Regions from separate parts of the Homo sapiens genome. Here all the other regions are linked to region 1. The links are chromatin contacts, found by Hi-C or POLR2A ChIA-PET in ENCODE. All regions are on one chromosome and are shown on one strand. The core of a region is the stretch at or near the end of the contact, and the rest is flanking DNA. Distances in the headings are between cores, read along the strand shown. Region 1 has its middle 51 kb from the start of RANBP9. Region 2 overlaps GFOD1 (Gfo/Idh/MocA-like oxidoreductase domain containing 1). Region 3 overlaps GFOD1 (Gfo/Idh/MocA-like oxidoreductase domain containing 1). Region 4 overlaps GFOD1 (Gfo/Idh/MocA-like oxidoreductase domain containing 1). Region 5 holds the start of GFOD1-AS1 (GFOD1 antisense RNA 1).

Evidence for each region. A loop is a pair of places that touch in the nucleus more often than their neighbours do. ChIA-PET counts read pairs that join two places held with the same protein, here RNA polymerase II (POLR2A). Pooled maps may share reads with other maps.
Region 2: a pooled map shows a loop between it and region 1 (2.9-fold over the local background). The contact joins two enhancer-like sites. A Hi-C loop is called at or near these places in 2 of 50 pooled maps. POLR2A ChIA-PET finds 5 or more read pairs at or near these places in 2 of 52 experiments (Panc1 and activated naive CD4-positive, alpha-beta T cell).
Region 3: a loop to region 1 is called in a pooled map, with 2.9 times the contacts of the local background. The contact joins two enhancer-like sites. A Hi-C loop is called at or near these places in 2 of 50 pooled maps. POLR2A ChIA-PET finds 5 or more read pairs at or near these places in 4 of 52 experiments (Panc1, activated T-cell, activated naive CD4-positive, alpha-beta T cell and 1 more).
Region 4: a pooled map shows a loop between it and region 1 (5-fold over the local background). The contact joins two enhancer-like sites. A Hi-C loop is called at or near these places in 1 of 168 maps with a recorded cell type or tissue (ascending aorta) and 6 of 50 pooled maps. POLR2A ChIA-PET finds 5 or more read pairs at or near these places in 2 of 52 experiments (B cell and naive thymus-derived CD4-positive, alpha-beta T cell).
Region 5: a pooled map shows a loop between it and region 1 (4-fold over the local background). The contact joins the promoter of GFOD1-AS1 here to the enhancer-like site in region 1. A Hi-C loop is called at or near these places in 1 of 37 single-sample maps with no recorded cell type and 9 of 50 pooled maps. POLR2A ChIA-PET finds 5 or more read pairs at or near these places in 1 of 52 experiments (HepG2).

The regions. Positions count from the first base shown.
Region 1 is chr6:13,760,214-13,765,297 of GRCh38, reverse strand. No RefSeq gene overlaps it. Among named protein-coding and RNA genes, the nearest start is that of RANBP9, 51 kb to the right of the region's middle. RefSeq lists a silencer at 11-110. Within about 2 kb of position 2,542, at least 11 of the 41 ENCODE cell types and tissues checked have a DNase peak (open chromatin) inside an H3K27ac peak, as active enhancers do.
Region 2 is chr6:13,373,391-13,378,474 of GRCh38, reverse strand. The region is part of intron 1 of GFOD1 (Gfo/Idh/MocA-like oxidoreductase domain containing 1); the gene reads left to right. Among named protein-coding and RNA genes, the nearest start is that of TBC1D7-LOC100130357, 47 kb to the right of the region's middle. Within about 2 kb of position 2,999, at least 4 of the 41 ENCODE cell types and tissues checked have a DNase peak (open chromatin) inside an H3K27ac peak, as active enhancers do.
Region 3 is chr6:13,392,436-13,397,519 of GRCh38, reverse strand. All of the region lies in intron 1 of GFOD1 (Gfo/Idh/MocA-like oxidoreductase domain containing 1), which reads left to right. Among named protein-coding and RNA genes, the nearest start is that of TBC1D7-LOC100130357, 66 kb to the right of the region's middle. Within about 2 kb of position 2,004, at least 18 of the 41 ENCODE cell types and tissues checked have a DNase peak (open chromatin) inside an H3K27ac peak, as active enhancers do.
Region 4 is chr6:13,426,070-13,431,153 of GRCh38, reverse strand. The region is part of intron 1 of GFOD1 (Gfo/Idh/MocA-like oxidoreductase domain containing 1); the gene reads left to right. Among named protein-coding and RNA genes, the nearest start is that of GFOD1-AS1, 58 kb to the left of the region's middle. RefSeq lists enhancers at 1-96, 1,816-1,885, 2,896-3,325. Within about 2 kb of position 3,118, at least 16 of the 41 ENCODE cell types and tissues checked have a DNase peak (open chromatin) inside an H3K27ac peak, as active enhancers do.
Region 5 is chr6:13,483,660-13,488,743 of GRCh38, reverse strand. It overlaps GFOD1-AS1 (GFOD1 antisense RNA 1), which reads right to left and starts at 2,483. Exons shown (of 2, transcript NR_046709.1): 1 at 2,291-2,483; 2 at 1,973-2,063. It overlaps GFOD1 (Gfo/Idh/MocA-like oxidoreductase domain containing 1), which reads left to right and starts at 1,144. Exons shown (of 2, transcript NM_018988.4): 1 at 1,144-2,106. The coding sequence starts at 1,854. RefSeq lists enhancers at 93-222, 1,783-1,892, 4,528-4,597 and silencers at 283-392, 773-1,152, 1,173-1,652, 1,793-1,956.

The DNA of each region.
Region 1 (5,084 bases), core at 1,293-3,792:
AGTTTTGAATTCAGTAGGTCCAGAGAAGGGCCCGAGAATTTGCCTAACAAGTTCTCAGGTGACAATGATGCTACCACACTTTGAGAGCTACTAGCATAAACTAATCAGGGGAACCTGTAGACTGGGGTCAGTTCCTCAAATGGCACAGCGAGGAAGCAGTAAAATTGATGTTGGAGAGTTAATTGTGAGCTTCAAAACCTTGTAGCAGGCTGGGCACAGTGGCTCACGCCTGTAATCCCAGCACATTGGGAGGCCGAGGCAGGCGGATCACTTGAGGTCAGGGGTTCAAGACCAGCCTGGCCAACATGGTGAAACCCTGGCTCTACTAAAAATACAGAAAAATTTAGCCGGGTGTGGTGGCACACACCTGTAATCCCAGCTACTCAGGAGGCTGAGGCAGGAGAATCACTTGAACTCGGGAGGCGGAGGTTGCAGTGAGCTGAGATTGCGCCACTGCACTCTAGCCTGGGCAACAGAGCAAGACTCCATCTCAAAAAAAAAACAAAGAAAAGAAAAAAAACAGGCCGGGTGCGGTGGCTCACGCCTGTAATCCCAGCACTTTGGGAGGCCGAGGCAGGCGGATCACAAGGTCAGAAATTCGAGACCAGCCTTGCCAACATGGTGAAACCCTGTCTCTACTAAAAATACAAAAATTAGCTGGGCATGGTGGCACACACCTGTACTGAGGCAGGAGAATTGCTTGAACCCAGGAGGCAGAGGTTGCAGTGAGCTGAGATCGTGCCACTGCACTTCAGCCTGGGTGACAGAGCAAGGCTATGTCTTGGAAAAACAAAACAAAACAACAACGAAAAACCTTGTAGCATAAATACGGGATTGTTTCAGTTGCATATTGCTGTGTAACAAAATACCCCCAAACTTAGTGACTTAAAATAGCAATTTTTTACTATTTCTGATGATTCTGTGTGTTGGCCGGGCCCAGTTGGGCTGTTTTCACTTGGGGTCTCACATGTAGCTATTCTCAGAAGTTGGGTGGGCCCCAAACCATCCACAAGCTACAAGGAGCTGGATGTCCAAGATGGCTTCTACATTCACACATCTGGCTAGAATAGCTGAGGGCTGGCCAGGCATCTCTTTCTCCACTCAGCTACTCCACATGGCTAGCTTGAGCTTCCTTACAACATGGTGGTTTCAGGATAATTGGATTTTGTATTTAGCAGTTGACTTTCTCAGAATGAGCATCCTAAGGGACCAAGGCAGAAGCTGTAAGGCCTGATTTAGCCTTGCAAAGGCCACACGGTACCACTTCTGCCTCATTCTGTTGATTACGAAAGAGTCACAGGGCCCACTCAGATTGAAGGGAAAGCCCCCACAGAAGGGCATGAATATGCAGAGGCAAGGGCTATAGGAAGCCATCTTGGAAATTAGCTTCTGCAGGGATTAAAGGAGATCATTCATGTGGAGTCCTGAGTAAGAACGAAAGTAACGTATTTACCACAAGTAAGTGCTCAGGAAATTAGCATTATTATTATTATTGCTGTTCTTTTCAGGGGAATTTGCCTATTATACTTTATCTGTTATTGAGGAATTTAAGGTTTTCTCAACTAGAAAAGGATTTTCAGGCACTAGCCAGAAGGTGAGGCAGTATTTTCTTAAGAGTGATCTTGTCAGTATCCTCAAAACTGTATAAACAACTATTTCTTTGACCAGGAGTAAGACCTGTATTTTCAAGTATATCAGCCTATGCAGTGGAAATGTTTCTTTTCTATTGGTTTCCATGTGGCTCCTACATTAGAATTTGGCTTTTGATGAGACATTTTTATTCAGACTCTTATAGATGAGCTAATTTTACTAATAATTATGACAGTGCTTTTAATACTGCTATATTATTAATACATCAGTATTTAGATAAAAGATAGTTCTCAAATGTCCTGTTGCACATTTCAGTTCTGGAAAATTTCTAGAACAACAATTTATCAAGACACTATCACTCCCATTCAGCCATCTCTATTCTGAGGACAAATACACCTTGCAAATTTGCATAATATCATGCATCACTTAGTTTCAGAATGGTCTCATACATAGAATGATTTTTCTTAATTTATTTCTGCCAAATGTGTGTGTGTGTTTGTGTGTGTGTGTGTGTGTGTGTGTGTGTCTTAGCTACTGGTGGTTTTTATTTTCCTTTCCCTTAGAGTGTGAAAGAGAGTTGTTTTTTTATTTAACCTCTTGATCAAGGAAAACTTGAGGGGCTTTCCTTTTCTGCATGTTGTTGGGGGTCGGGGAGGAGCAGGTGTAAGCTGTAAGAAAAATCTGCTGGTCCAGAGGGAAAAAAACAAGGAGCGCCTGAGGAGCCAGGGTGTTCTGTCTGTTCGCTAATGTACCCATGCAGCCCTGCCAAGCTCTGATGTGTTTAGACTTGAGCTTCAAGGGGGAGATTGCACAAAAGCAAGTTCCTGGGATTTGTTCTGCAGTCTGAGTAGGCTGGGGTGTTCTCACTGAGCTATTTCTGTATAAAAAGCTGTCTGGAACCATCTGAGAAGCCACTAACCACTGTGGTTTACTGGAATATGCCTTCTATTCACTCTCTGTTGCATCATTTCCCCTCCATTTTATGCTCAAAAGAACGACTGTGTGTGTCCATGTATACATCCATGTGCGTGTGAGTTCCAGAGTTGCGTTGCCATGGAGTTATTTGGAAAAGGCATCTTGTGAACCACTTGAACTGAACATACAAAAATGCATCTCAAAAATCAAAGCTGCTCTTATATGCATAGACTCTTTCTGGAAGGATACACAAAAAAATTCATAACAGTAGTTGCCTGGGGGGATGGGAACTGCAGGGGGGAATGCTGTGAGGGGGGTATACTCTTCACTGTGCACTGCTTAATTTTTTTTATCATGAGCATGTAATAGATTTTTTAAAAATGAAAACTGGGCCAGGCGTGGTGGCTCACGCCTGTAATCCCAGCACTTTGGGGGGCTGAGGCAGGCGGATCACCTGGGGTCAGGAGTTCAAGACCAGCCTGACCACCATGGTGAAACCCCGTCTCTATTAAAAATACAAAAATTAGCCGGGCCTGTTGTCGGGCGCCTGTAATCCCAGCTACTCAGGAGGCTGAGACAGGAGAATCGCTTGAACCCAGGAGGTGGAGGTTGCAGTGAGCTGAGATCACGCCCATTGCACTACAGCCTGGGAACAAGAGTGAAACTCTGTCTCAAAAAAAAAAAAAAAGAAAGAAAGAGAGAAAGAGAAAGAAAGAAAGAAAGAAAGAAAGAAAGAAAGAAAGAAAGGAAAGAAAGAAAGAAAGAAAGAAAGAAAGAAAGAAAGAGAAAGAAAGAAAGAAAATGGATGTTTAAATACTAAGGCTCCTCTTGGGAAATATTCCCTGACTCAAATATCTCTCTTGACTCCTGCACCCAACTCCCCAGGAGGAAATTGGGAATCTCTGAACAATCCGTGGGCTGAATACGAAGGAATCTGCCTGGCTTCTTGGATACACACTTCATACTCTCAAGGACAGCCCTCTTTATTGGAATGCACAAAGTATGTGGAAAAGAGATACCATGTCTTGTCGGATTCAATTTTGCTCCTAACATAGTGTGGATTAAAGAGTAATCAATAGTGACTTTAAGCACATTCTTTCCGGCAGTATCACAGAGAAAATGCAGCTGGTAGTGAATGTACCAGCCTGCTGATTGCAGGGAGCTAAACATGTGTATTGTATCTCCAGATGCCTGACACTACCTGCCAAGCCAACATGAAGCACCCACCCAGGTTGGACCAGGAAGCTTCCTACCTGGTCACGTAGGAAAAGACTAAACACATTCATAACGTGTCTATACAGGTATTGATTCTCCAAGAGATGATGGATCAGGCTTCAGAAAGAGTGGTGACCTTATTGTATGTTTCTGTATTATCTTTGCTGAGCTAATGGCCCACTTCCAGACCAAGAGCACAAATTACAAATGAATGCCCCCAACAGCAGTTCCTTTTCCATCTTTACTATACGGGGAGCCCACTAAAATAAAGGCTGTCAATGCAGCATCTCTCATTGACAGTCTGTTCATTGTGGGCTAACTGGATTGTACTGGACAGAGTTCTATTCACTGGAAATCATTAGCCAACTCCAGAGGGAGGAAAACGGAATAAAAAGGAAAAACATTGCCCATCACGAAAATAACTCGAGAATTGTGCAATCTGGCAACATTGGTCATCTGTGTTGAACTTGCTTTCAGCACTCTGTTAAGTGTACTGTACCACACCCTACCTCTGAAGCGATTACTCCCTTCCTTTTGAATAGCAAAGTAATGGGAACTGGAAAAACTTCTGTGAATTTGGCAAGGTTTAGTATAAATGTTTCCATTAAATCTGGGCAAGGCATGGATGGGGGAGGGAAACGCATCCACCGATTATGCTTTTGTGCTACCTCTTGGTTGAGGGTTACCTTTCAGAGGTGAAGCCAAACTTTTCCCATCCTTGAGATCATGCCTAGACCTAGTATACTTGGCTGACAATATGATTTTGCTACACAGCTTATATATCGTTCACATATGTTTGGAATTATCATGGAACTTCATGTTGTACTGAAAGGTTTCCCACAGCAAATTCTTTTGCACATAGAGCTACCTAGTGTCAGAGTTTCTTCCTAAGGACACCACACTTTTCCATTTAACACAACAGGGCAGGTGCTTCAGAGGATTTCAGTTCAGTCGGGAGAAATTTACTGACTGTTTTCATACATGTTCATGTCTTGTTGCACAGCCACTCTGCGAGGCTGACATCATTGACTTAACTTTACCAGGGAGTAAGCCATTGCTCAGGGAAGTGAGTGACCTGCCAAGGCTGCCCCACTGGTACATGCCAGAGCTGGGACTCACACCCAGGTCGTTCTGGCTCTTATGGGAGCTTCCTCCCCTGCAGTAAAGCCCTCTTTGATGCTGAAGGTCAAGGTGTGGCTCATAGTTTGGACAGGGCTTTTAGGGAGCCTGGCCAGACCCTGGAGGGACGTTGATGAGAATGGGGACTTGGAGTGGGAGAGTTTCGGTAATCCACCACACAAGTGCACCTGGAGCCTGAGAGGTGGGGTTCCTCCAGCTTAAGGGCAGGTATGGAGGGACTAAGC
Region 2 (5,084 bases), core at 1,750-4,249, 390 kb after region 1:
CTGTGTTCTCCCATGTCAAGCCTCCAGCCCTTCTTGCTTTCCAGTTCTTTCATCTTCAAGCTCTAGACTCTGCCCTCCTTTCATTGATTTCCCAAATCTTCTCAATACAATGCTGGGGTCTGCTGGGGGCGGAGCCTGAGGGGTTGGCACTTCCTTTATTAACCCATCTGGTAGTTCTGAGGCTCAGTCGTTTCATCCTATCCCCCATTCCACTCATGTGAAAAATGGAAAACACGGGGCTTTGGGACCACAGAACTGAATTTGCACCCTGGATCTGCACATATCTCTGACCTTGGGCAATCATAATCTCTAAGCCTTAGTTCCCCATTTTCTACAAATGGGGGTGATGGTGCTGGAGTGGTGCTTAAGTGAGCCAAAGGGAAGCCCCTGATGCCAAGTGGATACATACAATTTTAGCTCCTCTTCTCTTCCTTGTGCCCTTTTCTGCCCCAAGACTGAGGCTCTGGCCCTGCTCTGCACCTGTTTCTGTTGCTACTGCCTACAGGGAGCCCAGAGGTGGGGACACAATCTCATTGATAACAAGGGACTGAAAATAGATCTTAAAAACCCTAGAGCACCTCACTGAGTCTTTCTTTTTGATGGAGTAAAAACTACTGAAGGAACTCAGAAACAAAGAGAGTTTTGGAAGGAATGTAGACATATGTCTGAGAATACTTAAGACTCTTCCTCTGTGGGGGTTTCTAGAGCTTGCAGGCAGGTGACACAATGAGTGGACGGGGCTGGAGAAACTGTGGGAGGTAGAATTCTAAGAGGACCTTTGCCACTTGGTGTTACTTCTGTGATTAGTTCTACGGCAAAAAGGGGATCATCTGGGTGGGCCTAATCTAATCACAGGAGCTCTGGAAAGGTGGCAAATTCTCTCTCACTGGTGGCAAAAGAGGAAGTCCAAGGGCTTCCAAGCATGAGAAGCATCCAACTTCCACATGCTGTTGCTGGCTTGAAGATGGCAGGGCACACAGCAGGAAAGTGGGCTCTGTAGAAGCTGACAGCCAGCAAGGAGATGGGGACCTCAGTCCTATAGCCACAAGGAACCAAGTTCAACCAACAGCCTGAATGAGCTTGGAAGCAGATTCTTCTCCAGAATGATTGTGTGAAACCCTAATCAGGGATCCAGCTGAGCCCACCTGAACTTCTGTTCTAGAGAACTGAAAAGCAGTAAATGGGTGTTGTTTTAAGCTGCTCAGTTTGTGCTGGTTTGTTATAGCAGCAATACAAAACTAATACAGGACAGCAATGCACTAGAGACTGGTGAGGACTGTGGTATACTGGAGATGTACATGCCATCTAACTGTGGAAGCCACTAGATAGCTACAACTGAGTGTTGTCATGCAGGAGGCTCTGCAGAAGAAACCCAATGTTTCTGGATTTTTGCATTTTTTGAGACCAAAACTTAGGACTGTGTGAAATATATTGGCTTTTAAAAAAAAAAAAAAAACATATCTGCTGGGTAAATACACTTGTGATCCCTTCACTAAAGCACAACCCACCTTGAATAGAGAATTTCCTACATTTATTCTGAGATGTTGCCTAGTTTAAAGTATCTTGCCTTCCCACTGTACACACAGTGAGGATAGTGTTTCTCTTGAAGTATTGACTTGCAATCAACAAGGAGATTCTGAGGTTTTGTTGGGGACTAAGTGAGGGCTTTGGGAGATGATAGGAGGTTCCCAGCCTTTTGGATGTGTGATGAGGTTTCACGCCATGCTTGGGAAGAGAAAGCATAGATTCCTTTATTTCTCAACAGCCAGGCTGACCGCCATTCTAGGCCTCCATCCTCTTAGGTGGGTGGGTAGGAAATGGAATTGTAGTTCAACCCAGCAATCTCACCCAACCCAATCATTTGTGTTTTCTTGTATCTCAGCCTCTTTTACATGACTCTGGTGACCCAATGTTTGGCATTCTGCTTTTTCCTCTTCCACTCCAGAAATTGGCTCTTTCTATGGGGGTAGTGTGGCTTATGAGACTCTGGCTCTGTCCCTTGGATCCAGGGGGTGCACTGTGAATCCTGGCTTGTCCAAGCGTGGAGTGGTGGTGTAGGCTCAAGAATGGCTGTTCTAGGCCACTCTCTAGAATAGCGACCACCGAGGTACAGTAGTTGTCATTTGGCTATTTTGGACCAATATAGCAGGACTCAACTGCTGGAGTTCACAGTCCTGGCCATTTTCCTCTGTCCGCAAGTCCCTGACCACTGTCACCACTGTATCCAACTCCAAACCTCTGTTCTCCCATGGGACCTCTTGCCCCCGTCCCACCTCCCTGCCTCCTTAGACTCTGGTCTGTATGTGCCACTGACATGAAGGGGAGGACTGCCCCAGGCCTCCCTGCATGGGAAGCTGGCCACTAGCTTGGAAGGTCTCTTGGTTCTACATACCTACCTGTTGTTTCTAGACCTCTACCCTCAGTCTCCCTTGGGCTGGAAGTAGCAAGCTTTTCTTTTCTTTCCTGGGGAATGCCCCTGCTGGAAGGAGCTGGCTAGTGACTCCCCAATATCATATCTGCATTCTCAACTGTAGCCTCAAATATAAGCTGTAGAGATGGAGATGTATGGGATTTACCAATAAGGTAACAGAAATTCGAAAGTGTTTCAGGAGTAAATGCTCATTACACATGTGATAGTTTCCGTCATTAGATGACCAAATGCACACGAAGCAATCTGAGAAAATCCCCGTGCTAATGGGGGTTCCTGGGCAATAAGAGGGCCCAGGCAACAGGCTTGAGTCATGGGGGACGGTTCACAAAGGGGTTGGTGGGATAGGGGCTTGGCCTTATGGGCGGGTTGAATGTAGAAAGCACTTGAGCAATTAATTCAGTTCAACACTAAGTCCCATCAACATCAGCCATCCTGACTTCCTTTCACTGGCTGTAACCCTCTTTCCAAGCCCACTGATAGCCCCAGGAGCTTTAACACAGGAGCTGAATATGAGTCACTCTGACCCATTTCCGTTTCAGGTGTGAAATTAGGATGGAAACTTAATCAAATTGCCCTGAGACTTTAGATGTCACCCAGCAGAACATCGGGCCTCCCATCCCCACCGCCCTGGTTTCTGAAGCTCACTGCAGTCAGTCGCATGATTGTCTTCAGAGCCCTCCTTTTGTGCTGTGTGCTGCAGACATTGCATATATGTGCACAGGCAAGTGTAGCCAGTAAAAATAGGAGCGTGTATCTCTGGGTGACATGGGTGCAAAGAATAACCTAGCCAGCCTTAAGAGAAGGGTGATCAGAAGGCAGCAAGGGTGCAAAAGTTCAGATCAGACCCAAAGTACGACTTGATGGGAGGAATAAGTCCTAGCGTTCTATAGCACTGTAGGGTGACTGTAATTAGCAACAATTTATTGTATATTTTCAAATAGCTATAAGGAGAATACTGAATGTTCCCAACACAAAGAAATCATAAAGATTTGATTTCTTTGGCATGGGTGCAGTGGTTCATGCCTGTAATCCCAGCACTTTGGGAGGTCAAGGTGGGCAGATCACCTGAGGTTGGGAGTTTGAGACCAGCTTGACCAACATGGAGAAATCCTGTCTCTACTAAAAAATACAAAATTAGCTGGGCTTGGTGGCACATGCCTATAATCCCAGCTACTTGGGAGGCTGAGACAGGAGAATTGCTTGAGCCCGGGAGGCAGAGGTTGCAGTAAGCTGAGATTGCACTGTTGCACTCCAGCCTGGGCAACAAAAGACAAGAGTGAAACTTGATCTCAAAAAAAAAAAAAAAAAAAAAAAAGATTTGAGATGATGAATATGCTAATTACCTTGATCTGATCACTATACATTATATGTATTGAAACATCACTATACCCCAGCAATATGTATAATTATTACGTGTCAATTAAAAAAACTTATTTTTGGCTGGGCGTGGTGGTTCACACCTGTAATCCCAGCACTTTGGGAGGCTGAGACAGGCAGATCACTTGAGGTCAGGAGTTCAAGACCAGCCTGGCCAACATGGAGAAACTCTGTCTCTACTAAAATTACAAAAATGAGCCAGGTGCATTACAGGTGCATGCCTGTAACCCCAGCTACTAAGGAGACTGAGCAGGAGAATGGCTTGAACCTGGGAGGCGGAGGTTGCAGTGAGTTGAGATTGTACCACTGCACTCCAGCCTAGGCGATAGAGTGAGACTCTGTCTCAAAAAAAAAAAACAAACACACACACACACACACACACACACACACACAAAAAAAAAACATATTTTTAAAAAGACTAGGCTGGCTTTGTAGCCAGACAATCTGGGTTCAAATTCCAGATTTGACTCTACTACTATCGAGTTGTGGAATCAGAGGCAAGTTGCTTACCCCTCAGAGGCTCAGTTTCCACATCTGTAAGATGGGAACAGGACAAGTACCTGGTTGTGTAGACTAAAACATGAAAATGCATGCAAAATACATTGTGCCTCCTCTGGCACAAAGTAAGCACTCAATAAATGACTGTTGTTGCTATTTGAAATTGTACCATTTGTGCTATGAGCAGATCAGACTAGTCTTTTGAGTTGGGAAGTTGTATTGATGTTAAGAACTTTCATGGGGATTGAAAATCGGGGATTTAGTCTCTTCAAATGGCCTCTTTTAATGTATATGGAGGAAGGGACAGAGGGAAGAGTGAGATTTAGACAAGTCAATCCTGATGATACTTCCACTTCTTTTGCAGTTTCTAACTTCAAAAAAAAAAAAAAAGCGTAGTGTGTGTGTGTGTGTGTGTGTGTGTGTGTGTTGGGGGAGCAGGAAGGAGATTAGCAGGAAGAAAAATAAAAGGGGAAAAAGAGCTGGGCTAAATGGAGTGTTGCAGTAAGTGAGTGAGAGAGTGAAAGTGACTAAATGTCCCATGTCTCAGGGTGCAGGGATGGAGGGATTATAAATAGCTCTGTTCATATGCTTAGTTCTGTTGAAACCAGAGATTTGTCTTTGACCTGCCTTTTTTCTTTTTCTTTACTCTAAACTCCAATTCTGCTTAATCTTTCTTGAATCACAGATTATTTTAAGAATCTAATGAACCTCTCTCAGAAAACTGTGCATCAGGATATACACACAACAGTTTTTATAAACAGTCCAGTATTAGCAGTTT
Region 3 (5,084 bases), core at 755-3,254, 370 kb after region 1:
CTTCCAGGTTATGGCAGAGGCTGCCCCAGAGATGCCAGAGGGCCTGGAGGTGAAAGAGGAAGTGAAAAGTGAAGATGCAGATCACTTTCTCACGGCAGGCCCGAGTCCTCAGATGGAGAGACAAGGGGCCTGAGCTGGACACCACTTTTCATTTCGAGGGTGGCTTCACATTTGGATCTTTTGTGTAGATATTTGTTTTCATTTCTCTTTGGTAAATTTCTAGGAGTGGAATTGCCGGGCTTTAGAGTAAGGCTTTGTTTTACTTTATTAAGAATCTGTCTTGCTGGGCGCCATGGCTTGCACCTGTAATCCCAGCACTTTGGGAGGCCGAGGCGGGCCAATCACTTGAGTCCAGGAGTTCGAGACCACTGTGGGCACCCACAATGGGTCTGCTCCTGCTCCCTAAGCAAAGGTTCTGGGTGCTCTTGTCCCTTCTCTGAGCACTGTTTCCAACATCTGGCCTCTCTGTGGCTCTGAAGGTGTCGGTCACTGCACACCTGTGATCACCACCACTCAGGAAGCCCTACCTTCCTCCTGGGAGGTAAATATCCCTTCCTCTGACTTGAAACATCCCCAGGTATATGAGTTTCCCTTGCTGTTGTAATAAATTGTCACAAATTTAGTGGCTTAAAACAATACAGATTATTCTCTTCACAGTTGTAGAGGTAGAAAGTCTAAATTCAGTGTGCTGGCAGGGCCGTGTTCCTGCTGGAAGCTTCTGGAAAGAATCCATACCCTTGCCTTTTCCAGCTTCTAGAAGCTGCCTGTATACCTTGGCTCATGACCCCTTTCTCAAGTCCCTCCAACCTCTTGCTTCCAGGACACAGCTCCTATGACCCATTCTGATCTCCTGCTTCCTTCTTGTAAGAGTGGTGCTTACCTCCCACCCACCTGGCTAATCCAGGATAATCCTCCCAGTTCATGATCCTTAACTTCATCCCACCTACAAAGTCTCTTTTGCCATTCTATAAGAAAACATTCACAGGCTCTGGGGATCGGGATGTCGACATTCAGTCTGCCACACAGGAGGACTCAGAATCCTTGGCACCAACTCCTAGGAAAAGGCCACCTGCCCTGTAGGTGATGATGCTATGGGCACAGCTCTCTGTAACTCAGTGTGGCGCTTACTTTGAGAGGTGCACTGGAAAGCACATGGCCCCTCAGAGCCAAGTTCAAATCCTGACCCAATTGTTAGCTCTGTTAACCTGGCACAGATTAAATATGCTATTTCAGAGCCTCCATTTTCTGATCCATAAGAGGGAGGTAGAGATCTGCAGGGAAGATTGAAGATAAAGCATCTAGTACTGTCGCTGGCAAACAGTAGGTGCTCAACAAATGATGGCTATAATTCTTTGGAGGATTTCTAGTGAGCTACGTAGAAGCAGAAGTGACACTGTTCCTCAGCTTAGTTCACATGGGTGATTACATGGTTACTAAAAACAAACAAATGAAACATGTAAATGCGTTCCCCAGGCCTCCAAATTCTAAAACCCGGAGCTACAAGTTTGGAAAGGGCAGATGATAGTGACATACAATGATGACATTCCTGCATCCCCTTCCGCCTGCCCTCTGCTCATCCCAGGCTCAGATCCCCCACGGAGTAAACAAAGCACAGCTAGACTAGAATTGCCTCAGTGCCCTGGACTGGGGCTACCACGGCCTGAGTGGGACCCTCAGGGTCAGGTCCTCAGCTTCTGTGCTCATGGCTGGGAACTAACTGGTGCACGGTGGAGTGGCCGTAGCGTTGATGCCAAGGAAGTTTCTTCAGTGGGAACAAAGACCAGGGAACTCATAAAGCCTCTGGGCTCTTTATCTCAAGTGGAAAAGGGCTAACATTTCTGACTGAGTACTGGCAGCCAGTTGCTTTACATAAGTTATCTTTATTTGATCCATCAGGATATTGCTGTCTACATTTTACTGATGAGGAAGCTGGAGCCCCGAGAGCTTAACTCCCTTATCTGAGCTCACACAGCTAGGAAGGGGCTGGCATCTGTCCAACCTCTAAGCCAACCAGCCCATGACACAGCAGTATCTGAATTTCTGGCTAATTCATGAATCTCTATTGTATTGCAAGAAAGGAAAAACAAGATCCCCTTATCAGAGGCAAGGGAATGATATATGAGTTTTATCGGGTGGTTTATAGGCTCTTTATCATGGATCCAGTGCCTCTTGGGAGATGGCCATGCCAAGGCCATGGCTGTCATGCTGATGGATGTGCCATTCCTTGTTTAATCCAGCCTGTCCCTCCCTCCTGAAACCTTAGCCCCCATTTCCCATCTAAGGGACATTGTGAGGGCAATTTTTTCATTTTTAAATACAAATTTTAATTTTATCTATGTATTTTTGAACTGGCAATGTAGTCACCTTGTTCAAAATTAAAAGAAGCCTGGGCAACATAGCAAAGCCACTGTCTCTACGAGAAAAAAGAAAGAAACCTAGCCAGGCACAGTGGCTCACACCTGTAATCCCAATACTTTGAGAGGCTAAAGTCGGGGGATTCCTTGAGGCCAAGAGTTCAAGACCAGCCAGGGAAACACAGTGAGACCCTATCTCTACAAAATTTTTTAAAAATTAGCCAGGTATGAAAGGCCGGGCATGGTGGCTCACGCCTGTAATCCCAGCACTTTGGGAGGCCCAGGCTGGTGGATCAGTTGAGGTCAGGAGTTCAAGACCAGCCTGGCCAATATGGTGAAACGCCATCTCTACTAAAAATACAAAAATTAGCCGGGCATGGTGGCACGTGCCTGTAATCCCAGCTACTTGGGAAGCTGAGACAGGAGAATCACTTGAACCCAGGAGGTGGAGGTTGCAGTGAGCTGAGATCATGCCACTGCACTCCACCCTGAGCAACAGAGCGAGACTGTCTCAAAAAAAAAAATTAGCCAAGTATGGTAGCATGCACCTGTAGTCCCAGTTACTTGGGAGGCTGAGGCAGAAGGATTGCTTGGGCCCAGGAGTTTGAGGCTGCAGTGAGCTATGATCACCTCACTGCACTCCAGCCTGGGCAAAAGAGCAAGACCTCGTCTCAAAAAAAAAAAAAAAAAAAAAAAAAATTCAAAGGGTACAAAAGCAGATATGCTGAAAAGCTCCTTCCATCCTTCCCCCCGCCAGACACCCGTTCTCCTGCCCAGAGACGACCAAAGTTATCAGTGTTCCTTCCGAGAGATATTCTACATAAATTCAAGCAAATATATATTTATTCTTTTTTCTGTACAGATGATAGTATACCATGCACATTCTTCTGCATCTTGCCTGTTTTTGTCTAACTTGTCATATAATACATGAAGAACTTTCTCATTTTTTCATCTGAAGTACAAATTTTATATAAAATTATGAAAAAGATAATGTGTGACTAACAACAAGGTACATCTTTTTAAATGAGTCTATTTATCAGTTAGCTAGCTTGCACAATAACTGTACATTATTTAAGACATTGGCCAAGGAGCCAGGCACAGTGGCTCACGCCTGTAATCCCAGCACTTTGGGAGGCCGAGGTGGGTGGATCACAAGGTCAGGAGATCGAGACCATCCTGACTAACATGGTGAAACCCGTCTCTACTAAAAATACAAAAAATTAGCCGGGCGTGGTGGTGGGCGCCTGTAGTCCCACCTCCTCGGGAGGCTGAGGCAGGAGAGTGGCCGAACCCGGGAGGCGGAGCTTGCAGTGAGCCGAGATCGCACCACTGTACTCCAGCCTGGGCGGCAGAGCGAAACTCCGTCTCAAAAAAAAAAAAAAAAAGAAAAGAAAAAAGAAATTGGCCAAGGAAAATAATGTACTATTTTGTAGAGTCCATATCAACTGAATAGGTAACAACTCCCTCTCTGAAAAAACAGTTGTTTGTAATCAATGATTTTTTTAAAAATTAAAAACTCAAGCACTGGTTGGCACTATTGAAAAGAAATAGTTCAGCAAGTTTTGTTATCACCAGACTTGAGAAATGAGAGGAGGAGACTCTGTTTTCAGGAACCCCTGTTATGGTACCGTGATGGAGAGCTCTACAGGAGCTGCGCTGTTGCTGTGTCTGCAGGGTCTCTCTGGACTGGCCGGTGGTCCTTTCTACAAGGATGGCAAGCAGGGGAAGGGGCATGACTATAAAGGCTTCTGTCCCATCTTCTTACTTCTTTCCTTTTTTTTTTTTTTTTTTTTTTTTGGTGGTTGTTTTTGAGATGGGGTCTCGCTCTGTTCCTCAAGCTAGAGTGCAGTGGCATGATCTCCACCCACTGCAACCTCTGCCTCTCGGGTTCAAGTGATTCTCCTCCCTCAGCCTCCTGAGTAGCTGGGATTACAGGCATGCACTAGCACGCCCAGCTAATTTTTGTATTTTTAGTAGAAACGGAGTTTCAGCATGTTGCCCAGGCTGGTCTTGAAATCCTGACCTCAAGTGATCCACCCACCTTGACCTCCCAAAGTGCTGGGATTACAGACATGAGCCACCACACCCAGCCCTTTTTCTTCTTTCGATAAGGTCTCACTCTGTTGCCCAGGGTGGAATGCAATGGCACAGTCATAGCTCACTGCAACCTTGAAGTCCTGGGCTCAAGCAATCCTCCTGCCTCAGCCCCCCAAGTGGCTGGGGTTACAGGCACATGTCACCATGCCTGGCTAATTTTTAATTTTTTTTTTTTTGTAGGGACAGCATCTTGCTATGTTGCCCAGGCTGGCTTCAAACTCCTGGCCTCAAGCGATCCTCCCGCCTTGGCCTCTCAAAATGCTGGGATTATAGGTGTGAGTCATTGCACCTAGCCCTTCTTATTTCTCTTCTTCTCTGGAAATCTTCCTGACTTCTTTGTTTCTACCTACCTGGCTCATCTGCTTACCCCCTCTCTCACAATATGAAATGACAAGAGTCAGTTATCTGAGAGGATCTGCAGCAGCAGCTACAGGCCAGCTCCTGCAGGCTCTCTCTCCATCAGGGTACAGCAACAGGGTCTGCTGAAGACAGGCTCCTCCTCTCTCATTTCTCCAGTGTAGTGATACAAAAACTTGCTGAAATATTTGAAATACCAAAACTCTTTTCAATACTGCCAACCAGTGCTTGAGTTTTTAAATTAAAAAAAAAAGTAATTAAGAACAACTTTTTATT
Region 4 (5,084 bases), core at 1,869-4,368, 330 kb after region 1:
AGATTTCAGTTTCCCTTCTCCAACTCATTCTTCTTTGCAGAATATAACATAGTGATTCAAAATAAGCAATGTGAAATTAAATGGCCCTGATTCAGTCCCAAACCCAGACTTATTAGCTGTTTGACCTGAGACAAATGCCTTCACTGCTTTCTTTATGCCTCGGTTTCCCGATGTATAAATATGGCAGTGAATATCAAATGAGATGAAGCACATATAAGGCATTCGTATGATGGCTGGACTGTAGAGAGGGCAGGAGAAGGTTACCTGAAAAGTTGGAGATGGAGTGTCCTCAGGTAGGTATCCTGATGGGAGGGAGTCCTGGAGAAAGAGAGGGTGAGGAGTAGAGTTTGGTAGCGAGCCTGACAGGAGGAGGAGGGAGTAGGGCAGACCACCCAAGACCCACAGATAGCCCTGGTTTCCACTGTCTGGAGGCTGTGCTGGAGGCCACAAGGATACTTTTCCCTACCCGCTGTCCCACTACTCCTGCCATAGGTGGACTCCAAGAGCTTCTTTCATTAAGTCTTCCCCATTGTACACAAGCTGCCCGTCTCTATGGGAACCCCATAATAGGAGTGTTGAGAATATGGATAACACTGTGGCCAATCCCTGCACTCTGTTTATGCTTGATGCCATACCCTATGTGGCTCGGGTTCCTTCACAGTGCAATGGCTGGATTTTATTTTTTAATTTTTATTTATTTACTTATTTATTTATTTTGAGGTGGAGTCTCGTTCTGTCACCCAGGCTGGAGTGCAGTGGTGTGATCTCGGATCACTGCAACCTCTGCCTCCCAGGTTCAAGTGATTCTCCTGCCTCAGCTTCCCAAGTAGCTGGGATTATAGATGTGTGCCACCATGCCCGGCTAATTTTTGTATTTTTAGTAGAGAGGGGGTTTCGCCACATTGGCCAGGCTGGTCTCGAACTCCTGGCCTCAAGTCATCCACCCGCCTCTGCTTCCCAAAGTGCTGGGGTTACAGGCATGAGCGACTGCTCCCGGCCTGGCTGGATTTTAAAAGCAAGCATTCCTACAGAGTGCAGCTACACAGAAGCTGTGATCACCTTTTATAGCTGACCCTTGGAAGTGACATGGTGCCATTTCCACTGCATATTTTTTCATTAAGCTGGTCCCAAAGATCCATCCAAATTCAAGGGGAAGGACATATATTTCACTTCTTCATCAGGAAGTGGCAAGGTTCTGGAAGAACATGTGAGATGAGAAGTAGTGTGATCACTTTTGAAAAATACAACCTGCCATACCACTCTATACATGCATGTGTGTGTATATATATGTATAGTAGCATATTTGTATAATAATGTATATATTACATATCTATGTAATATTCATACATATGAATATATAAAACTTAAATGTTTTACAAAATAATACTTCCCTTATTACCTAGGGTACACTCTATGTTCTCTTCTATTCTTTTAAGAAAGATGCTCTTTGCCAACCCACTCAGTTGATTTCCTGCCACACTATTGTGTTGTGCCCTGTTCTATTTCTTCCAGATAGCCTTGGGCAAAGGGCTGTTTCTTAGAGCGCCAGTGTCTAGGCTGTGCTCAGGGCACTACCTGACTACGTTTCTGGCCAAGCTTTATGACGTCAGCAGTTCCTGTTGTACTCCTGGTTTTTGGCTAGCAGTAAACCCAAACTTTTCTGTCTGAGAGGACCGTGGAACTCACCCTCTCCCTGTGTCTGAAATTCCCTGAGGTCTTTGCATTCGATAGGCATTCAATTGCATTCAATAGTTTGTCGTTCTTAAAGCAGCAAGCTGGCAGAGCATCCTGGTTGATGGCATATAAACAAACCAATTCATAAGTACAGCCATTATTTCACGTTGGGGCCACACAACCCTTTGACAGCCAGTGTCTGCCGCATAGGAGACCAGCTCCTCCAGGCAGCCTGTGGCGCTGTTTCCCTTTACTGGCAGCTGTGCTATGGCCAGCCAGGGCTTCTCAGCCCAAAATGAGATAGCTCCAGTCTTTTCACTCTCATGAAAAGAACAGCTTCCCACCCATCTTGATTTCTGCTGGGGTCTTTCCTCTTTGTGCCATTTGAGAGCCACCTGGGAGCACATCTTAGTAAATATATGACCTGGGCTCATGTTTGTAGAGTCCTGTCTGAGCATCTAGCAAGCTGGCTCACGTGCTCAGGGACTTGGTACCAATTAAGACATTTATTCCCACTTTTCATATGGTCGAGAAGATGTATGTCCAACACAGTGCTTTTAACTAGGTCAGAGAAAAAGCAGGCGGGAAGCTATACATTTTACAATACTTAGTGGACCTTCTTGCTAGAATTAGTGAATGGTCAGAAAGTCCGCTTCTGATGGAGGGCCAAAGGGAGCTCTTTCAGCTCACAGCCGGGCTGTGGTGTTTGGGGAGGGAAGTTTGAGAGTGGCCGCAGAAGTACAGATGATCAAAAGCAGTACTCCTGCCGCCCGCCCTGGGAGGGGGCCTGGACTCCCTCAGGGAAGGCTTTTTTGGTGCTTTGGGTAGAGAAGCTGGAGATAGCAACTGTTGAATTTCCCCAGGCTTCGTGATTTAAAGCCCTGAGCCTTTTTCCATTGTTGTTCTTGCAGCGGCCTTTAATGTGCTGGGTGTGAAAGGGAGTGGAAATGAAAAGCCAGCGCATCGCATCGCACTGGGGGCCTGAGATCAGAAGGTGATGGAAAATGGAAATGTCAAGTTTGCGTTTCCACTGCTGGCCGCAAGGGCCTCAGGCGGCACCCCCTCCTCCCGCCTCGGCTTTCGCATCCTTCTCACTTCCTCCCCAGCCCCCCAGTTTTCACACGGCCCAGTGATAAGTGTCACTCTGGGCTGAGTGAGGCTCGTGGCTTGTCAAAAGAGGCACTAGGACGAGAACAGAGAAATTCAGCATGGGCTTGAGAGGCACGTAAAGGAACTGGCCTTCTAAAGACACCGCAGAGAGACCGCAAAGTGGGTTGGTTTTCCTTTTCTAACACTGAGAAGAAAAGGAGTTCAAAATTCACACATGGTTGATAGAAAAGACGATCTGTTTCCACATGGACTTTCCTATCTCTGTGGTGCCCAGGATGCTTAGACCTGTGAGTCTTTGAACCCAGCTTGTGTTGATGTAGCTCGGGGCACTGTCAGGCCTTTGTGCCCAGCCAGGCGTGGAGGTGTTTGAAAAGAGAGCCATCAACACCTTTCCATCGGGGACTTGCGATTTTTCTCTTTTGGTTGAGTCAACTTTGAAGTTTAGTAGTTCCTTCCCACGCTTGGTGGCCACAATGTCACGAGGCTCAGCCTGGTGTCGTGGGGCTGCTAAAGATTCCGTAGAGGCTGGAAAGGTGCCTGTCAGGGGCACCAGGAATTACGTACAAGTCTAAGGAAGCTCCAGGCTTAGGAAATAGTGGGATAAACCTTCCTTTATTATCGCATGGGATAATCACATTTGTGAAATGTAGATGTCTCAAATTTATACAAATTGAATTCTGAAAAACATCAGAAAAGTTTATTACAAAGCCTTTTTTTTTGAGACAGGCTCTTACTCTGTCACCCAGGCTGGAATGCAGTGGTACAATCACAGCTCACTGTAGCGTTGAACTCCTGGGCTCACGCGATCCTCCTGCCTCAGTCTGCTGAGTAGGCGGGACTAGAGGTGCACACCACCATGCCGGGCTAATTTTTGTAGCGATGAGATTTCACCATATTGCCCAGGGTGGTTTCAAACTCCTGGGCTCAAGGGATTCGCCTGCCTTAGCCTCTCAAAGTGCTGGGATTACAGGCATGAGGCACTGCGCCTGGCCAACAAAGTCCTTTTTTATCATCATGTTTTTAACTCTTCACAGTTTTCTATGTCTGTTACCTCACTTGAGCCCAGCTGGATTTTTGACCATTTGGATAACAGTTATTGGATTTTTCTGGAAGTCTCTACATGCATGTTCTCTGTTCAAAGGGCTTGAGGTGGACAAGTTATGCATGGCCTTCAGTTTTGGGAAGACTCTGTATGATCCTGATAAATGTAATTTCAAGATGATTATATCAAACTGAAAAAGGTGCATTGTGATCCTCTGTTACCTCAGTTTTGTCCTGTGAGGTCCAATCACACACAACTTCGGAGCCACTGCCCGCTTCCTTGTAGTTTACAAAAAATGCTTTGCCACGCTCATCACAATAACTGTGAGAGAGATATGATTATATTTCTGCTGTGCAGAGGAGAAAACTGAGGCCCAGAGAAGTTAAGTAACCTCCCCCAAGACACAGATATGAGAAAGAGATGAGACTCAAACCCCAGCCTTCTGGCACCAGGGGCATGTTCTTCCACCAACAGACACTGACAGCCGTTGCCAGAACAAGAGAAAGCTGGGCAGAAGTCGACACCTTTGGCAAAGGGCTGCCTGTCCTCTGGCCTTGCTGGTTGTTAGCCCCGCTTCTGCTCATAAGGTCCTGCATTATCCCTCGCTCAGGGGTTGCCTTGCGATGGGCCTGGTCACTCTGCTTCCGCATCCTCAGGGGGCTTGTTCCTTCTGCTTGTCCCAGGTGCTCCCTGGACCTCACCTACCTCGGGTGCCTTCAGAACACCAGCAGGGGATTCATTCACCTTCTTAGGGGGTAGAGGCCGCTTCCCGGGCGTTTAAGGGACAGGCAATGGAAGTGGGATCCTTGAGAGACCAAAGGACAGTGACGCAGAGGTCATAGTTACTTTCCTGGGAGCAGAGTAGGTTCGTGTCTGGTTCCTGGTCCAGCTCCACTTCACTGCTCCCATTTCCCTTGTGGCCCAGATGGCACAGTAAGAGCTGGAGTCTGATGAATCTGGGGTTGTGTGTGGGACACCAAGCCCCATTGACGCCTGTTTCTGTGGCTTCCTGGCTCTCATATCTTCTGTATTATAGGACCAGGCAGTCTGGGCCTGTGGCCTGCCTGGGGGCGTGTGTGGCCTTCTTGGCCCAGAACTCCCTCCTAGGAGGCACAGCCAAGCCAGGGGAGAAGGGAGAGAGCTGGAGACTGAATCATAGCCTGACTAACCTGCTTTCCACGTCTGCTGGCTGCCTAGAAAGCTCTGTGATATTTGCATCTCGCATCGTGTGCCCTGGAGACTTAGAGGTAGAGCTACT
Region 5 (5,084 bases), core at 1,234-3,733, 280 kb after region 1:
ACATACAGGGCAAGGCAGTGTGCCAGGTGCCAAGGATATGGCGGAAAACCAGACAGACGCAGAGTCCCCATGGCTCCAGAGGTGCGGGGCCAGCCTTGGCCAGTCCTCCTCAGTGCCCCCTCGAGGGCCTGGGAAGGGTGCAGGGTGGTGGAGGTGGGGGCAAGCTGGGAGAAGTAAAGGCTGCGGTAAGTGGCGACGGCAACAGGAGCCGAAGCAAGAGGCGGGCGTGGCATGTGGCCAGGGCGACGTATCCGTCTCGAAACTAGACACGAGACGCACGTGCCGCAGCGGCCTCGGAGACCCCCTGCCCCGCTGCGGCCGTACACACCACAGCGTCTACGCGGGGGCGGGCATGGGCCTAGGGGCGGGGGAGGTGGGAGGCAGATGGGAGCCCGCCAAGACTGGACTGTCTTGGAAGAAGGCGGCTGAACCGTGCGTGCGCGGCCGGAGCGGGGGCGCGCGATTGGAGCAGGCTAGCTTGGAAGGAGACCGTAGAAGTCTGCGGTTCCGTGCCCAGACTCTGGGGCCTGGATTCCAATCGCAGGCCTGTTGCTTATATATGTCACCTTGCGCAAGTCCCTTAGCCTTCATTGCGGCTCATTCACATCACTGGTAAAATGGGTTTACAATAACCTTAGGTTGCTGCGAGGACTAAAAGGGACAATACCTGGAAAGGCGTTAGTATGATGCTCAGCACGCAAGAAACGCTCCGGGAGCCGAGGTTATTATTATCGGCTGTTCGCACCTCGCCGGGTCCCCTCACCTACCCCAGGCCAAGGCGCCCACTGCTCTCTTCCAAGGGACAGGCGACTAACCTATTAGGGCGCGTCCTGCCTAGATAGATGTATTTGCTTGGTTGGGGCGGGGTTTGGAGTGAAGCAGGGAAGAGAAGGAGATGGTGAGGGCAAAGAAAGGGAAGAAGCGGAGGGGCAGGAGGCGGGCGAGGCGGCCTGGGCGGGGCCGGGGAGGAGCCGGGCTGGGCTCCCGGGGCCCGGGCGCAGCGCGCACCCGGAGCTGGCGGCGGCGGGGGCGGGGGCGGCGCGCGGCGGCCAATGGCGCGCGGCGCTGCAGCGAGGGCGGTGCAGGAACACCGGCCGCTGACAGCCAAACTCGCCAACTCCGCCCTCGTCCCCGCGGGATCCCAGAGCCTGAGCCGGCCTGGGGCCGAGGCCGCCCGAGCCGCGAGGCGAGCGAACATGGCAGCAGAATGAGGAGGCTGGCGCCGGGTCGTGGCCGCCGCTGCCGCGCTGCAGCTCGGGATCCCAGTCCGGCGCGCTCCGGGCCGCATCCTTAGCCGGCCTCCTGGCGGCCGCGGGATTATTTCATTCCCAACGGAGAGCTAGGAAGAAAGGAGACTCCCCCGCGGAGCGGTTCCGTGCTCTGGCAGGGTGTAGACGTTTGTCTGTGCGATTCGCCGGCTGCGCAAACGACGCGGGAGAGAGCCGGTCCCGGGCTGCGGCGGCGCGGCCGCGGGGATGAGCCGGCCATGGAGCGGCCTTGGCGGGGCGCACGCAGCGGACTGGCGCTGCCGCGGGAGCGCAGCCTGAGCCGGGGCTCCAGGGGGCTTCGAAGCCTCCGGCGCCCTGGGGGGGTCCCTGCCGCCGACTCCGGGAAGGACGCGAGCCCCGCGTGGCGGACACTGCCGCAGTCACCGTTCTGAGGCGCCCCGAGCTTGCTCCGCCTGCAGCTCGGTGCGCTCTGGGCACCCGGGCGCCTTGCCCGGTGCACGGCGGCTGGCGCACCGCGGCTAGATTGGCTACAGGAGCGGGGTGCAGGACTGGCTAGAGGTGGGTGTGTGCGCGCGTTGGACTGGAGATCCGAGCAGAAGCAGAACCAGGCGGCTCTGAGCAGCCATGCTTCCCGGGGTGGGCGTGTTCGGCACCAGCCTCACGGCCCGTGTCATCATCCCGCTGCTGAAAGACGAGGGCTTCGCGGTGAAGGCGCTGTGGGGCCGCACGCAGGAAGAAGCGGAGGAGCTGGCCAAGGAGATGAGTGTCCCCTTCTACACTAGCCGCATTGATGAGGTGCTGCTGCATCAGGACGTGGACTTGGTGTGCATTAACCTGCCGCCGCCCCTCACCAGACAGATCGCTGTCAAAACCCTAGGTGAGCGACCCCTACCCCGCATCCTCCGTCCCACCCCCGCCCTTTAACCTTCTCTAGGTTCCTTCCCCCCTGCCTTTCCCTCTCCGCATCCCAGAAGCTTACCCTGCATCTACGCTGCCCCGGGGATCTGAGATCCCAGATCCGACTCAGAGCTCCCTCCTTCCTCGTCCCCGGCCTTCCCCACCTTTGCGCTTCCCTCCTGCCTCCTGGCACCACTTGGACGCGCTTCCCCACGTGTGTAGATTGCAGGCTGGAGAAGGCGTGTGTTCCGGGGATCCGAACTAGGAAGATCAGATGCCGATAATAGGGGATAGGGTGCTCCGCGAGAAGAGGAAAGTTACTCCTCAGCTGTGTGTGTAGTGTCCAAGTGTGTGTGTGTGGGGGGGGGGGATGGGGGGGTGGAGGAGGGTTGTGCGCGCGCGCGCCTGGGAGAGGCGAGTGCGCGCCCAGAAACGCCTGAATAAAAGGCCGCACACGTGTGTCGGGTTTTCTTGGGTGCGATAGAGGACCTGCCCTTCAGCAGCGGTGGCGCCCTGCTAGGGTCGTTTGTTTCTTTCTGCTGTGAGTTAGTTTAGCGTGAGATTGCAGATGTTACCATCGGCTGGAATTATTTCGTCTGCGCTGGAGGCAAGGACGGTGGGAGTGGTTGGATGGGGGTGATGATGTATTAGAATGTTTTCAGAGGCGTCATAGGTTAGTAAAGACTGATTTGGTAAAACCAGGGGGTTTTAACTTTTGACTGCAGCCTCCCGGGAAATGTCTTCTGCCCCAATTTGGAGTAATAGATTTTAAATTTTTAGGAGGATGGGCGCAGTAGCTCCAGAGGCATGGATGCTTTGCATGAGAAAAGGCCCTCCCTAATCGCCTTCAGGAATAGTTTCGGAAGGCACAGTGTTGACCCGTGGGCTGGAGATGAGTTCAGGGTGCCTCACCATCTGGTCCCTGCTCCCCTCAACTCCCAGGCAGTCTGAACAATCTCTGAGGACAGAGTAGCAGCCTCTCAGCCTATGCTCAGGGGAAAGAGAAGGGCATGTTTTGTTCATCATCAGTTCTTGCACGTAACCTAAAACAATCCCAGGAAGGTTGCTTGATCTTACAATTCCAAGAAAATGAGCAGCTCACCTTTGAAAGCTGAAGTTTCTATTGGTGAGGAAAAACACAAAGCTTATAACAAGAACAAAGCTTATAACCAGATGAAGCGAATAGTAGAACAGATTAGAAGGGAGGAGCTGCGAAGGAACAGAGACAACATCCAGAAACCAGCCGGAAGTTATGTAGTCTTGGAAAGACTGTTTTATTTGTTAAAAATAGGTATGGATTCAGGGTAGGTGAAATATACGTGTGTTTTAATTCTGTCTTCGAAGAGCTATGAACAGAATGTAAAACTCTTTCTCCATAGAAAGGCATTTTCATCAGGCCATTTGGCTATTGACTCAGATGCAACATCTGATAGAATTCCTAAGGAGGCTGCCCACATTGTCAGTTTTAATTGTCAGTTAATTTTATTAAGTGTCTGCCCTTTGTGGCCTGTTTCTTTGGCCTTGAACTGAATGCCATTGAACTGAATGCTAATATTTATTTTCTGTTTAATGGAACATGTATGTTGGGTGGATAACTCCCTTGTTTACATTGGCTCTTTGCATATCAAATATCTTATAACGATCTTATGGTATAATTCTATTAGTGCAATTTGTACAAAACTGGTCCCTGATGAGCCCTGCGTATACTGGAGAGCTTAGGACTGGTCATATCTGAAAGACCATGTTGTTAACATCGTTTCTCCACCATAAAGATGGCAGTTCCTGTCCTGGGTTCAGACCCACAGAGCAAACCTAGAGCAGGAGGGTGGCAATTTGGGGAACAAGGATGACCTTGTTTTCTGGCTGTCTCTGGGACCATGGCCATGAAAGTGTCTGGGGGCTCTGGTTTCAAGAGATGTGACACAAATTAGACATTTCTGGATACTTCTTCTGTTCTTATTTTTCAAATATCCCTGTGACTTTAATTAACAAGACATGTCTGTTACCTCTTCAAAACCAGCGATAAGAGGCATAATAGACCTAGTTTAGTAATGGTGATGACAGAATAGGGTTTTGTTCATGTTTTTAGGGTAGGTTTTGAGCTTCTTTCTTCTTTCTTTTTTTAACTCCTTCTTTTGCAGGGTGCCCCTGCGAGTGCACAGTGGGGTGGTCGTCTTGGTTTGCTTTACAGTCACTGTTGAAGGTTCAACACATAGAACGTAGGAAGTGAAAAACCCCAAACAGTTATCAGGCTGATCTGGCTGTTGGGAGTGTATAGATACGAGTGTTTGCCTGGAATTGAAACTAGCTACTTTGACTCATCCTGGTAAATTGTCCTTTTAGCAAAGGCCTGGACTTTGAATTGCTTGCCCAGTGAGGGTGACAGGTCTGTAGCCTTCGATCCACACTCATAACTGGTCACAGGCCTGTCAAAGTAAGGGGCTAGGGACCCTACTTTGTAGGGACCCTACAAAGTGTGGTCTAGGGACCACAGTGAAATGAAACTTCAGATCAATTGAATCACACACATCCTCCTTTAATTTTTAAAAATTTCCTCAAAATCCCTACCTTTGTGAATGAGGCATTCCTCTGTTGTAGAGGCATTTCTACCAAGTGTACTTTCTACACTGTCCAAGGCTGCCTCTTATTAAGTACATACTGTATGCCAGGCAGCATGGTAAGTGCTGTGTATAAAGCATTTCATTTCATGACTAAAATAATCCTCTAAGATAGATATTAGCTCCATTTCACAAATGAAGCAACTGAGATTCAGAGACCTGAGTCACTTTGCTCCTAGACCTACAGCTAGAGATTTGAACCCAGCACTCTACCTCCCCCGGAGTCATTTCTTCCTCTTCCATCAGCTGTACCTGTTCCTCTGCCATAGATCATGGCAGCCCAGGTCAGACTGTTGGAGTTGTCCTTTATTCCATCCCAGCCCTGGAATCGGTTCCCAAA